4 separate regions of the Homo sapiens genome follow, and all the other regions are linked to region 3. The links are chromatin contacts, found by Hi-C in ENCODE. All regions are on one chromosome and are shown on one strand. The core of a region is the stretch at or near the end of the contact, and the rest is flanking DNA. Distances in the headings are between cores, read along the strand shown.

Region 1 (3,335 bases), core at 347-2,846, 2.8 Mb before region 3:
GTGTGAATTTCGAGGTAGGCTCCGTTGCCCGGGCTCTGAGGGTCAGGGTTCCCGGCGGTTGGGCCTGGGACGGCGAAGCCCCCGCTCCCCCTTACCTTCTGTTGGAAGTAGAGAACCGAATAGTTCTTGGCTACAGCCGGGAGGGATGTGGGGTTGGTTGGCAAGTGTAGGCTGCCGAGGGCCCTTAAGGCCGGCCGGAGGGCTATGGTGGCCCAGGGCGCCAGAAAAGACAGAAGCAGGAGCAGGAGGGCTCGGCGGCCCATGGCTCAGGCTGGAGACTGCAGTGCGGGTGGGAGGGCGAAAAGGAGGCCAGCAGAAGCGCACAGGCTAAGCCCTGCCCAGCCTGCAGCTCCGCCCGCCGCAAAACAGCTCCTCCCAGGGGAAACCCAAAGCCAGCCAGCTCCTCAGAGACGCCGCCCAAGCCAGGTCACCACAGCCACTCCGCCCCCATCCCCGAGGACACCGCCTCCACTCCACTTTCCTCTCGTGCCATCTGCTCCTTAGCACTCACCTTCATTGCGGTCACACCCCAAGTCTGCCCTTATCATGCTAGGGCCTCTTCCTAACTCATCGCTGTAGCCCATGCTTTATCTATAGCGCCCCCGAAGCCCACCTGTCCTTCAGGTCACCCAATATCCCTACCATTATCATCACCACCAAACCCTGCCCTGGCCACCGCAATTCCATTGCGACACCTCCTGCCTTCCGCAAATCCTACGTAACGGCAATAACAGCTACCATGACAATTTATTGAAGGTTCACTACAGGCCAGTGTATCACGAGGCAGGGAGGCACACGCATCATCTCCTCTAACTAAATCGTCACAGCAATCTTGTGCGTCGTATATGATTGTTATTCCCATCTACAGATGTGGAAACTGAGGCTCAGAGAGGTGCGGGAACTTGCACTAGATCACTCAGCAGTGAGCGGAGCACGTCGTCGCAGACCGCTGGGTCCAGGTCCAAAGACTGTGCTCCTTGCACCCACCTCCATCTGGAGCCTAACCACTCCCTATGATACTCCGTTCTTGGGTCACCCCAAAACTGTGTTGCTCGCACAACCCATCCATTACACAGGTCGCCCCGGGTCCACATCGCCCCTAAATCCCGCCAGGTCCCGGTCCCTTCTTTCAAATAACGCCCCCTTTCTTCTCCGGCACCCGAAAACCCACTCCGCGCTCCACCCCCCTCCTGCCTCCTGCCACCGCCCCCTTCCTCCCTCCGCCCGTGGGTAGTGCTAGCCCCTAGGACAGCGCCGGGTCTGGCTTCCAAAGCTCCCTCAACCCTCTTCATCCAGCTTCCATTCCCTCTTTCAGTCACCCCGCCAGACCCCAGGGCGCTGCGGCTCACTCCACACTTTCCCGGGAACCCTACGCCCAGGAGGCTCAGCGAAGCTCCAAAACCAATTTTACGGACTGTACTACTGATCCACCTGTCGGGGAGAAAGACTCTACCCGCAGTTTGACGAAAATGGTCGTTTCCAGATGCTTGTAGGATTTCCTCGCTAAGCTCCACCCTCTGCGGCGCCTTCTTCTGATTGGCTCTGAGTAATCAGAGCCAAAGCGTTACTTCCGGCGGAAAAGGACGCGGGAGATTCGATTGGAAGGCTGCCGGCGTGCTACTGAGTTCGGCCGGTCCGAGTCACTGTGCGTCGCCTGGGCCCGTTCCTGGTCTTCTCCCCCAGGTGAGCTGGGTAAAGGGGTTCTCGGGAAGCCGAAGAGCCGGAGACTCCTAAGGAGGCTCTTAACTTCATTATGAATGAGACCCACCCAGAGCCCGGCGCTTGTTTTTTCACAAGTGGTTCTCTGTAAACGGGCAGCCATGAGGGTAACAGAATATAAACGTCAGTTATTTTATTTTAGACTCAGTGCTTTTGCAATCACCTAACGAACGTTTATTGAACACTTACAGTGCCATCGAGCTAGACTCGGAGTGAGCTTTTAGAATCGGAAATAGAGAGGAAAAGGCGCGACTCTTGCTTCTGTAATGTGCAAATACGTATTCAGTGGGCCACTGTGCAGAGTAGTACGTGCTGAAAGGGGATCTTCCAAAATGCTATGATGGCTTAGAAGGAACATATTTTAACTGAGCCATGTGCTTAAACCAGAGCTTGAAAGTTTTCTTCCTTTTCACATCCAGCCAGTCCCTACCAGCCTCTTGAATATCTCAGATCTGTTCACTTCTCTCCGTTTTTTACTGACATTATTTTGGTTCGACCCTATGACTGCTACATAGCTGTGACAGTAACCCCCCCCTCCCCCGCCGCCCCAGCTGGTTCTCCTGCTTTCAATCTTGCTACCTTCCAGTCCAGTCTCCACATTGCTGGGCTGATAAAGTTCATATTTGACCGAGGCACTCCCCATTGAAAACCTTTCAGTCGCTCCTATTTGCCCTCAGGTTTAAGCCCAAACTCTTTAACATGACTTACAGACTCTTTCCTATCTGACTTTTGCCTGGCTCTTCAGCCCTAGTGGTTTTCCACCGCTCCAGCCATATAGAATGTCTTTTGTGTTCCTGAAGTGCACTATCCTCCTTCTCACCCCAAACCGTCTTCTGACCCTGTCCCTGACCTGGCTAATTCTTAGTCAGTTTGCAAAGCCTTTTAAATCAGAAACCCTTTCCTGACCCCACAGGACTGGATCACAGAGCACCAAGTAATTATTTGTTTATTCTGCAGATAGTTAAATGCTTCTTTCGTCTGTGCCAAGAATTGCTAGGTACTGAGATCCAATGATGAACAAGGTAGATTCCTGTTCTAATGGAACTTACCTTTTATGGATGGAATTAAGGAGAATTTACAAGGAAACTATGTGAATTAGACTGGTCTAAGAAGACCTTTCCAAGGAGTTGATACTGATGCCTAAAAGATGAGCGTGATCCAACCATGCAAAAGAGGGAAAGAAAAACATTCTAAACAGAGTGAACAGGTTGTGCAAACGTCCTGAGGCAGGAAAGAGCTTGACATGTTAATGTTCAAGAATCTAAGGAAAGACCAGTATAGCTGGAATATATTTAGAAAGGACAGTTGTATGAGATGAGTCTGGAAAGATGGGCAGAGACCGGATCATGGTTAGGAGGTTAATCCAGCACCATAAACAGGAGATAATGGTGATTTGGATTAAGATGATGGCAGAATATATGAGGGAAAAGTGAATGATGGTTTCTAAGTATGGAAGTAGATTCAAGTACCTTCTGATGAGTGTGATGTGGGATATGAAGGAAAGGGAGGAATGACAAATGACTCCTAGGTATCTGGTTTGAGTTACTGGTTAGTGAGTAGTACCATTTACTGAGATGTGACCTTCTCCATCCCTGTAATAAATGTCTCATAAATGA
Region 2 (3,305 bases), core at 62-2,561, 2.5 Mb before region 3:
CCCCAGTCCGACTGAGCCAGTGATCACCTTAATAATAAAGGGTTGTCCTGAATTCTGTTTGGCCTCTCCCGTCTCTATTTGTCCCGCAACACTAGCAGTATATCCTCAGGCAATTAACTTTTTTTTCCCTTGTTTCTCTCTCTGTAAAAAGGAAGAGGAATACTTATTTTGGCAGGTTATAATAAGAATTGAGTCAAACTCATTTATGTTGGCATAAAAAAATGAACAAGAAAATATAAAGCACTTAGTACAATGCCAGGCAGATCATAGGAACTCAGTAGATGGCAATTGTAATATTACAAAAGGTGATGGAAGTCAAAGACAATTTACTGTACCTCAAGAGAGTAGCGGTAGGATCAGAAGAATTTCCCAAATGTGTTCACAGACCAAAACTGGGGGAAAAGCAGGGTAGTTTCCTGGTAAGACGAACAGCACATGACAAGGCAGAGATATTAAAAAGTAAGGTACGCTTCCAGGACGAGTTCATTATTCCTGAAGGGAGAAGGCAATAAGGGTGGAAAAACTGGGCCGAGAGGGGAATCCAGGTTGGTGATGCCCCTGGAGGGCAGGTAATTCTTACTAATTTCTGTATTTTCTGCTGCTGGCACAAAACGTGACCCATACGTTTGCAACAAATGGTGAAATAATTCATTCCTGTTGTTAAGCAATAGGGTTGTAGAAATATTTGAGCAGTAAACATGCTACAGTGAAAGGATTCTCGGATTTGGAGTCAGGAGACCTGAAGCACTCTTTTGACTAATGACCTGTGTTTTTTTACTGGTTTTACAACTTACCTGCTGCCTGGCCTTACCAAAGTACTGATATATTGAGTCTCTTGACCCATAAAACAGGGGTAACAACTAACAAGCGATTATTAAAGAGTTGGCGCTAGTAAAGTACGCAATAAAAACAGCGGCTGCAGCTGCTAAATTCTCCTTTAGGTCTTTTTCCATACTTGCGAAATGACAGGGCAACAAATTTCCTTCCAACCACCACTGAGAAAGTATACCACGTTTGCCCAAGGACAAAAAGGCCCCGCCCGGCCCGCGCCACACAGGTCACCTACGCAGAATGCAGTCCTGGGGGGTTCCACTTGTGTCGCTCAGCGATGGAGGGCGCGATCGATGACAGGCCACTCCAGAGACGGACCTAGATAGGTTCGCATGAGGCCGAGCCGAATTTCACCAAAAACCAGTTTACACCACCTCCCGATTTGTCCACACGAAAAGCCATGGAATAGCTGAGGGAAAGGAAACCGGAAGTAGCGTGGGCCGTGAGGAACGGGAAATGACCTCAGCACGTCGGAAGTGTACTCGTTTCCAAGGCGACGGCCCTGCTGCCTCTCCAGCCAAGTGGCTGGAGTCGGGAGGCTGGAAAGAGACTCCGAGAAAGTACCAGCGGAAGGCGGCCGCCGCTACGGCGATTCGCAGGGAGTAGCAGACGAAGACGGTGGCCGCCGCACTAGCCACCACGTGTGGAGGATAAACGGTCTACACGGCCATTCCGGCGCCGAGTCTAGGGAAAGAGTTAGCGACGACGGGGAAAGAAAATGTGAAGAGAGCGACCGCCGCTCCAGGGTCGCTGCAGGAAGCCTAAGTGCAGACGCCGGCTTCTCCCGCAGTGACTTGAGAAGGGTCAGTGAAAACCTCGGCCACTGCCGCAGCGTCTCTAGGGAGAGAGTTAGGGGAGATAGTGGCCACAGTCACAGCTGCTCTTGGGAGAGAGTTAGGGGAGACAGCACCTTCTGCAGCAGCGACGTGAATTTTAGTGAAGTTGGAGGCCACCAAACTACCGACTCCAGGGGAACAGCCAGAGAAGACCGAGGCCTCCGCCTCAGTGGTCCTTGGGAGGGAGTCAGTGACATTCGGGACCCGCGAACTAGTGACTTCGGGGATAGAGTCAGTGACGATCGCAGTCGCCGCTTCAGTGGCTCCTGGGAGGGAGGGAGTGTCGAAGGCGGCCACAGCGTTGGTAGTTCTTGGGAGGAAGTAAGTGGAGACCGCGGCTACGCAGCCAGCGACTCCTCTGGTGTGAGCGGCAGTGAAGACGCCAGCTACCGCTTCAGTGGCTTTTGGGAGAGAGAAAGTGAAGACGAAGGTTTCCGCTGCAGCTTCTGGGAGAGAGCAAGAGAGGACCTTGGGCCCCGTCCTAGTGACGACGGAGAAGAGGGCCGCTGCCGCTGCAGTGGCTCGTGGGTGAGAGCAAGTGAAGACCGCCGCAGCATCAGGGGCCTGGACTCAACTCCTCCCCAGAGTCGGAGGTGTTGCGCCATGCCCGGGGTGGCCAATTCAGGCCCCTCCACTTCCTCTAGGGAGACTGCAAACCCCTGTGAGTCAGACTGTCATTGGCCTTCATCTCTGTCGTATTCCTTTTCTCACTTAAGCCCGCAACAGCCTTAGCCCTTTCTGGCATTTCCTTTTCTCAGCCGTCACTCCCCCCTTTCCCTTTTTAATTTATTTTCAGGGGATACCAAAGCTGTTCAGCTCTCCCCTGTTCTGTATTATTTCCGCTTTCTTTCCTTTTTTCCATCCACACTATTCCTCCGAGTCTTCTTGCCCAGCTTGACATCAACTCTTGTTCAGTCTTAATGGACGGACCCTTTTAAGTTCTTCCTTGACTTCCCTGCAGCATTTGACCCTGTGGAGGTGACAAATTAGTACTTACTTAGTTTTCTTCTTTCACTCCATTGAGTGACCCTTTCCCTTACCGTTTTCTTTTCTTCTGCCATCTTCTTAAATGCAGCTTTTACCCCTTGATGATGCCATCATTGGTTCTCTTTTTCTTGTCATTTACTGTGACTTCAGTCCTACTGGTGGCCCTCAAATCGGTTACTCATTCAACCATCCAGTAAATATTTACTGCATATGCCTACTTTGTGCTCCGTCTTAAGGAACTTAAGAAGACAGGCACATTCTTTACCTTCTAGTGAGGAAGATAAATGCTGAGCAAATAATGACAAGTGAGATCAGTGTTATAAAGGACGGTAGAATGCCACTGATTCCAGTAGGGGGTGAGTATGGGTGTCAGAAAAAGCATTCTAATACAGAGACACACGTAACACTGAGACCTGAATTCCGTATCTCTCCTCGGAGCTGCAAACATATATATAGATATCTCCCTTCTGGAAATTTTCCTTGGGTACCTCAAGAGCAGCATGTCCAAAATGTAATTTTATATCTATATATCCTCTCTGTCCTTCAGTGTTTGCTGTCTCAACTAATGGCACCACAGCACTCAGATGATAAAGCCACACACCTTGGAGTTATCTTATTACTTTTCCCTTGTTTCACCCACTGTATCCATTC
Region 3 (3,693 bases), core at 526-3,025:
TGACCAGCACAAGTCTGTTTCCAGGGTGGACAGGGCCCAAATTAGATTTCCCTCCCACCTTCCAAAACAGAAAAAAAAAAAAAAATCACACACACACAAACTGAGATGTTGCCCATTAAAGTAGACAAAGCAGCAGAGCATGAGCGTTACGGGAAGAGATGGATCCTTACCAGGTTGTGAGGCGGGAACGACTGTTCTGTAACCCCTACAACGGAGCCTGGCAGGAAGGAAATCACCTAAAAAAGAAACTGTCAGAGAGATTTAATAGTCACATGTTATCATTAGGAGTTGGTTACTGTGTCACATTCATGCTTTTAGCTAAACACTTTAAGATTCAATATTACTTTTTTTCTCTCCTCTGAAATGTGTCCGGTGAAGATGTCCCACTAAGGTAAGTTTGACATGGTGTAAGGGAGTTGAAAGGGGTAAACGCGGATAAAGAGCAGATTACTTGACCCTACATTTTAAGAGAAGACGACGCCTTCCGGGCGCACGCCGAGCAGAACTCCACCGACACCTTATCCTTGTCCACATGGAGACAGACTCCTCCCGCCGAGTCGTCCTCTTCCAGCAGGTCCTGCTTCTGCTTTCCCACCGGCAGAGCGTAGTCGTGGTCACCGGCGGGCGAGTCTCTGAAGAGCGAGGTGGTCAGCCGCAGTCCCACGCCGCTCAGCCGGCTCAGCAAGCGAGCCAGTCCAGTCTCGTTGGCTAAGACTGCCCGTAGGTAGCGACTCTCCTCCTGCAGTGCCTGTACGCGTTTGCCCAGCTCCCGATTCTCGGCCCGCAGCTCCTGGTTCTCGGCTGCCAGACCCCGGACTCGACTCTCCAGCCCCATCACGTACTCCTTCTTCTTCAGTCGATTAAGGCGGGCAGCGGCCGCCGCCGCCTTCCGGGGACTCTTTGTCGCCGCCTGGTTGTTGTCGTTACCGCTGCCGCCACCGCCGCCTCCTCCTGGGGACTTTCTCCGCCTCTTTTCGGCGCTGCCACTGTCACTGCTGCTGCTGCAGCCTCCGATACCGTTTAACAGCCTTTGCAGCAGGTCAGAGAAGCGCTGCATTTCAGCAGCCGCGGCCTCATCGTCATCGTCCCCTCTCCACAGGCCGCCGCTATCCGAGCCTCCGCCAGACGAGGAGAGAGGCCCCGGCGAGCTAAGCCCGGGGTCCAGGTGCCAGTCCGGTTGCCTGGGGTCCAGGAGATCCGCCAGTTCCAGCCCAGACAGAAAGTCCATATCCTCCGTCTCTTCCCCCGGGAGGCTGGCGATCGCCTCCTCCTCCATCTCCTCGGGGGAGGGCGCGCGCACGGCCACGCCGCCGCGGCTCCCCCTCCCGGCTTCCAACTCTCCTTCGTCGCCAAACTGCTGCTTGCGGCCGGGAGATCCGGCCGCCGCCGTCTCCTCCTCCCCCGCTGCAGCCCGGGTCAGGTCAGAGGGCAGCGAACAAGTTGCAGCCGGCTCCGGGCTCTCACTGCGGGTTGGGGAGTTGCTGCCCGAGGCTGCCAGCAGCTTGGTCAGGCTATGCCTCATGAGGGCCAGCGGCGGGCCGCGGTAGGCCCCGGCCGCTAAGAGTGGGCCTCACGGGCCCCAAGGATCCCAGGCCCCAGGGCGGGTAGCCCCCGGCACTGGCCGAAACGAAATGCAGGGAAAGGTCCGAGTCGCCTCCCGCCTCACTTGGCTAGTCGACCCCCCGCGCCAAGGCGCGGGGAGGGACGGGAGAACGAAGCGGTGAGGCCCTGCGATGACTCGACCGCGCCACCCAGACAACGGCGTAGCCGGAAGTCAGTGGTTTTCGCCCCAGTCCCGCCCACCGCGTTTCGCGCGCCACCAGGCCGTAGTGTCGCGAGATTTCAGGGTGCTTTAGAGTGGGAATAATTCCAGCTTTCTAGTGATGTCATAATAACAGCGGCAAAAATAACAAGTCTCTAGATTTATCCACCCTAATTCAATACCACCCAATACCCAGACTCAACAGTTCAACACAACATTTTGCTATATTTGCTTTATCTTTACATAAATGCTTGTAAATTTTTTTTTTGCTGAATCATCCTAAAGTTGCAGATGAGACACCACACCCCTGCGTACTTCAGTGTGCATCTCTAAAAATAAGGACTTTTTTTTCATAATCATAATACTATTACCAAGTCTTCAGAAAATTAACAATCGTTTACTAATACTATTTAATACCTGGGCCATACTAGATGTCCTCAGTTGGATAATGGATATGCTAGTTACCCTAACCTGATCACTACATTCCATATGTATAGAAATATCACTATGTACCCAATGAATATGACAGTTATTATTTGTCAATTAAAAAAAATTAAAACCAAAGCAAAATGAATGTAGAATACAACATTGCTTACAAAAATTGTCTTCAGTTGTTCTTGCCATTTTTGTAAGTAGATGTTTTCACTTGAGCCAAAATCCAATCAGTACTGACTTACTGCATTTGGGTAACAAACAAACAAAAACTCTGACAAATAGAGCCAGGAAAGGCTATGAAGAGAGGGTACTCATGCTTGTATGCCTGAAAACAAAGACTGTAAAAACCACAACGTTGCACAAAGACCATCACGACCTTATACAAAACCTCTGCAAGGATGTCTGCCCAGAAACTGCCTGTCCAACCTTTAACTGACGTCACCCTTGTTATTGACCTTTGTAGCTAAGATAATTAGTTCAAAACAATGTGTAACCATCCTCATTTTTTTTTCCTTTAAAACTCTTTGTCTTCCTTCGTCTTCCTGAATACACACATAGTTTACTATGGCATGCGTTTTCCCACTGAAATGCTCCATTCTCAAAACATGTCTTTTATTTTAGAGACCTTTTCTGTTTGTTATTTAGGTTCACATCCCACAAGGGATTTCAGATTTGAAGCAGTTTACAAATACAGATATTTAGGTTCACATCCCACAAGGGATTTGAGATTTGAAGCAGTTTACAAGTACATTAGAATATAGTAAAACAAAACATTTTGAATTTTTAAAAAGCAAGGCCAATAAAAGATGAACTAGGAAGAGAAGGATTTCTGAAAGGGGAAAAGGTTAATCTTGGAATTGGATGGATGCAATATCTTACTCAGTTGTTTGAATTGGGCTAAAAATTGTTTCCTGACAGCCCAAACAAAAAAAGAGAAATGAATTTTCCTTTGTTCATGAGTAAAATATACATGAATTCTTTAACTGCTCTTCTAGTTCTTAAATCTTAAAGAAACTTCTCTATAGGATACTGAATAATGTAGTAGATATCCTCGAGGATAGCTGCTTCTATACAGTATTTCTTAGAGACACAGAAAGCAAGGTCCAGGGAAGTTGAACACTGACAGGTCCCAAATATTGAGAAACGTGCCTGGTACTGCATAGGCTTCAACAAATATTGAGTGAGTGAGTGAATAAAGTCTACAGTTTTGACTGAAGCCATAACACTAAAGCTCACCTGAATGAAAACAATTATTTCAAGGTGTGAAAAAAGTATGACCTGTGGTATCTAGAAGAATAAATAAAAGGACTCCTTGTCCTGCTTAACATTCCATTAGGAAAGATTTTGCCAAAGTACAAGAGCACACAGTTCAAGGTGATATATGTATACTCTGGCCTCCCTTGAGTACAGGTGTTTTGTATGGCTGGTAATCCCATCCAACTACATTTTCCCCTTAGGCAAAATTCAATATTATTAACTGATTATATTTTTTAAAT
Region 4 (3,688 bases), core at 176-2,675, 2.4 Mb before region 3:
AGACCTTGTGAATGACCCTGGCAGCTAAACAGCAATCTCACAGATGGAGGATCAACAACTGCAGTTTTGACTGCAGCTGTTACTGGTGTGGATTAAAATGAAACAATGAGCAAAATAGCACAAGTAACAATATGGAGTATAAATAACAGCGTAGAAGTGTTTGGGTACCGAATGGCTCAGCGTACCTGGCACTGAAGATTCAAGAAGGTGAACAGAGATAAGAGGTGCCTATTCGCCTATTTTGTGGACAACCTTAAAACGGTTTAAAAACTGGGAGGGAAGTTAAAAAACTGGGGGTGAAAAACAACGACGACAACAAAAACCTAGCCCTAGAAACATTTCTCTGAATAAAGTTAGATGTCTTCAGGACACCCTGTTAACAGGGGTGCCAACAGGTTGGAAACTTGTGGGTTCCAGTATTCACTTATTTTCCCAAAGTCTACAATGTGACTGAAATGTACTGAGAATTCCAGTGAGAATAAGGCAGACGTGGCCTGAAATTTATGATGCTGTCTACCAAAAACCTGGGCTCGAGGCCAGCACCTAAAAAAACAAAATCAAAATTTGATCAGGCCACAAAAGAAAACAGGACACCCTCAAACACAGATTACCTTACGTTGGCTCCTGACGAGATTACTAGCCTCTTGTCACCAAAAAACGGAAACAACGGCTGAGAAAGAAGCCGGGCGCGAAGCCCAGGCCTTCAAAGGTTCGCTTTAAGAACAGAAAGGCAGTGCTTTCCTCAGTCCTCGCCCCTTGGGGCGAGCTGGGCAAGTCGGGGCAGCAGGCAGCGGCGTCGCCCAGCACAAGGCGTGAATCCGGGAGGAGGGCGTGGCACCTTCTCTTCCCGTTCGCTCGAGCAGGCGCGACCCCACGGGCATCGTCTCCCTAGAGAGCACTCAGGCATCTATGACACGACGCCTTGCCTCACCTCTCCGCAGGGCCGGCGAGAAATGCCCGCGGGGCCTTGAAACCCAACGATCTCCTCTGCCTTGGGAGAGAAAGAGCCGCCAAGCCTGGCGACTATTCATGTCCTCAGAGTTTTCCGGTGGGAGGGAGGCGGAAGACGGGGTAAATCTCGCACAGGCTTTCGGGCAAGGTAGTTCTGGCACCACAGGAATGCTGGGAATTGTAGTTTTCGCTCTGTCACAAGCTCACCTCCCAGCGCAGGCGCCACCGTGGTCCCACGAAACTGGGTCTCTTCACAGACAGACCCACAGTTCGCGAGCATGGCTCAGCGCTGCCCCGCTTCTCCCAGCGCCCCTTCCCGACCTTTGAACGCCTTCACCGCCCTAGGAAAGCGAGATCTTGTCAGAGAACCTTCCGGCGCCTGTTTCCTGGCAGTGGGGCATAGTCCAACAGCTGGCTCCCCCAAGATAGCCAGCGGCCATTACGCGCTTGGGTCGGGGGAGATGGAGTCGCATTTAGCCGCACAGCAGCCTGGAACCTGAAGTTTTCGGCCGCTGAGCGTTCTGGGTGATTGCGTAGTGCGAGGGCCAACGAAACCTTCTGGGAAGTGTAGTCCAGCAAGCCGCTCACTTTTCGTGAGGCGTCACATCCTGCTGCTTCACCCTCTGGTGCACGGGAGGACCAACTATTTCAGTCGGTATGTCCTTTCTTTAGGGAAGCCGAATTCCTCCGTTTCTAGGAGAAATTCCTTGAATTTTCACCATTTATCCTTCTCAGACCTCAGTTACTCAAGACTGCTCCGCATAGTAAAATGCTGAAAGCAACAATGCACAGTAGTTGTATTAAAATGCACTAATACTCATGAATATTCTCTGTAAGTTGTAAAATGGCACACAGTTGTGCGGTGTTAGTGGCTTACTCTCTCAAGATTCTAAACAATTACGGCTAGGTTTCTATCTATATGTATTCAAAGCTTTGTGAGAGTCAACTAAGTAACAAACACCATTTCTAAGGCCCGAAGCACATTGAAAGAACAAAACTTGATTCCCGCCAACAACTGCTTTAACAGACAATTCATGAAGAGGAAATATAAATTGCTATTTAAAACACTGGGATGGCTGGGCGTGGTGGCTCATGCCTGTAATTCCAGCACTTTGGGAGGCCGAGGCGGGCAGATCACCTGAGGTCGGGAGTTCGAGACCAACCTGACCAACGTGGAGAAACCCTGTCTATATTAAAAATACAAAATTAGCCGGGCGTGGTGGCACATGCCTGTAATCCCAGCTACTCAGGAGGCTGAGGTAGGAGAATCGCTTGAATCCTGGAGGCGGAGGTTGCAGTGAGTCGAGATCACACCATTGCACTCCAGCCTGGGCGACAGAGTGAGACTCGATCTAAAAAAAAAAAAAAAAAATTGGGAAAAAAGTTTGATCTTACCAGTTTCAAAATACAAAACGCAAAACCTTAGGGTATATCGAGGTTAGGGGTCCCAATGATCCCAACAGGATGTAAGCATAGTACTCAACAGGTGCTTTTTCAACCCATGCCCCTCTGTCCGTCTCCCCCTTTCCTCATCTAATGATCCTCAATGCCTGTTGTTTCCACGTTTACCATCATATATTCAATGTTTAGCTCCTACTTATAAGTGAGAACATGTGTATTTGGTTTTCTGTTCTTGGCATTAGGTTGCATAGGATAATGGCTCCAGTTCCATCCATGTTGCTACAAAGAGTATAATTTCCTTATTTTTATGGCTGCATTATATTCCATGGTGTATATGTACCACATTTTCTTTATCCAGTCCACTGTTGATGGGCACTTAGGTTGATTTCATGTCCTTGCTATCGTGAATGGCACTACAATGAACATACGGTTGCATGTGTCTTTTTTTTTTTTTTTTTTTTTTTGGCTTGAGGCAGGGTTTTGCTGCGTCACTCAGGCTGGAGTGCAGTCGTGCATGGCTCACTGCAGCCTCAACTTCCTGGGCTTAACTGATCCTCCTGCCTCAGGCTTCCAAGTAGCTGTGACTACAGGTGTGCACTACCACAACTGGCTAATTTTTGCATGTTTTGTAGAGATGGGGTCTTGCCATGTTGCCCAGGCTGGTCCAGAACTCCTGGGCTCAAACTATCCACCCGCCTAGGCCTCCCAAGTGCTGGGATTACAGGCATGAGCTGCGGTGCCCAGCTCTGTGTCTTTTTGATGGCATGAATTATTTTCCTTTGGGTATATACCCAGTAGTGGGATTGCTGGGTTGAATGGTAGTTGTATTTTAAGTTCTTTGAGAAATCTCCAAACTGCTTTCCATAGTGGCTGAACTAGTTTGCATTCCCATCAACAGAGTATAAGCATTCCCTTTTCTTCACAGCCTAACCAATATGTGAATTTTTTTTCTTAATAATTGCCATTCTGATGGGTGTGAGATGGCATCTCATTGTAGTTTTGATTTGCATTTCTCTAATGATCAGTGGTGTTGAGGATTTTTTCATGTTTGTTGGCTATTTGTATGTCTTCTTTTGAGAAGTGTGTGTTCATGTCCTTTGCTCATTTTTTAATTGGATTGTTTTATACTTCTTGGTTTGTTTAAATTCCTTATAGATTCTGGATGTTAGACCTTTGTCAGATGCATAGTTTGCAAATATTTTCTCCTTCCCATTCTTAGGCTATCTGTTTACTCTGTTGGTAATTTCTTTTGCTGTGCAGAAGCTCTTTAATTAGGTCCCACTTGTCAGTTTTTATTTTTGTTGTAATTGCTGTTGGGGACTTAGCTATAAATTCT

What was found. Hi-C counts contacts between places; a loop is a spot of excess contacts on that map. Pooled maps may share reads with other maps.
Region 1: a loop to region 3 is called in a map of naive thymus-derived CD4-positive, alpha-beta T cell, with 29 times the contacts of the local background. The contact joins the promoter of DDIAS here to the promoter of CREBZF in region 3. A Hi-C loop is called at or near these places in 1 of 168 maps with a recorded cell type or tissue (naive thymus-derived CD4-positive, alpha-beta T cell), 1 of 37 single-sample maps with no recorded cell type and 10 of 50 pooled maps.
Region 2: a map of ascending aorta shows a loop between it and region 3 (5-fold over the local background). The contact joins the promoter of ANKRD42 here to the promoter of CREBZF in region 3. A Hi-C loop is called at or near these places in 1 of 168 maps with a recorded cell type or tissue (ascending aorta), 1 of 37 single-sample maps with no recorded cell type and 11 of 50 pooled maps.
Region 4: a map of sigmoid colon shows a loop between it and region 3 (7-fold over the local background). The contact joins the promoter of CCDC90B here to the promoter of CREBZF in region 3. A Hi-C loop is called at or near these places in 2 of 168 maps with a recorded cell type or tissue (OCI-LY7 and sigmoid colon), 4 of 37 single-sample maps with no recorded cell type and 17 of 50 pooled maps.

Annotation. Positions count from the first base shown.
Region 1 is chr11:82,900,140-82,903,474 of GRCh38, forward strand. DDIAS (DNA damage induced apoptosis suppressor) reads left to right here and starts at 1,597. Exons shown (of 6, transcript NM_145018.4): 1 at 1,597-1,683. It overlaps LOC124902602, which reads right to left and starts at 1,916. Exons shown (of 2, transcript XM_047427953.1): 1 at 1,909-1,916; 2 at 775-1,542. The coding sequence starts at 1,916. The coding sequence ends at 885. PRCP (prolylcarboxypeptidase) reads right to left here and starts at 291. Exons shown (of 9, transcript NM_005040.4): 1 at 96-291. The coding sequence starts at 263. RefSeq lists enhancers at 17-66, 187-246, 397-496, 777-826 and silencers at 1,037-1,086, 1,137-1,226.
Region 2 is chr11:83,192,401-83,195,705 of GRCh38, forward strand. ANKRD42 (ankyrin repeat domain 42) reads left to right here and starts at 1,312. Exons shown (of 11, transcript NM_001300975.2): 1 at 1,312-2,328. The coding sequence starts at 2,271. It overlaps ANKRD42-DT (ANKRD42 divergent transcript), which reads right to left and starts at 1,269. Exons shown (of 3, transcript NR_149009.1): 1 at 1,067-1,269. RefSeq lists enhancers at 1,019-1,238, 1,299-1,408, 1,929-2,288 and a silencer at 1,543-1,721.
Region 3 is chr11:85,663,354-85,667,046 of GRCh38, forward strand. CREBZF (CREB/ATF bZIP transcription factor) reads right to left here and starts at 1,776. Exons shown (of 1, transcript NM_001039618.4): 1 at 1-1,776. The coding sequence starts at 1,522. The coding sequence ends at 458. RefSeq lists enhancers at 400-639, 750-1,039, 1,310-1,359.
Region 4 is chr11:83,284,942-83,288,629 of GRCh38, forward strand. CCDC90B (coiled-coil domain containing 90B) reads right to left here and starts at 1,426. Exons shown (of 9, transcript NM_021825.5): 1 at 932-1,426. The coding sequence starts at 1,031. CCDC90B-AS1 (CCDC90B antisense RNA 1) reads left to right here and starts at 1,179. Exons shown (of 3, transcript NR_186344.1): 1 at 1,179-1,606. RefSeq lists enhancers at 199-795, 684-763, 796-1,391, 814-1,463.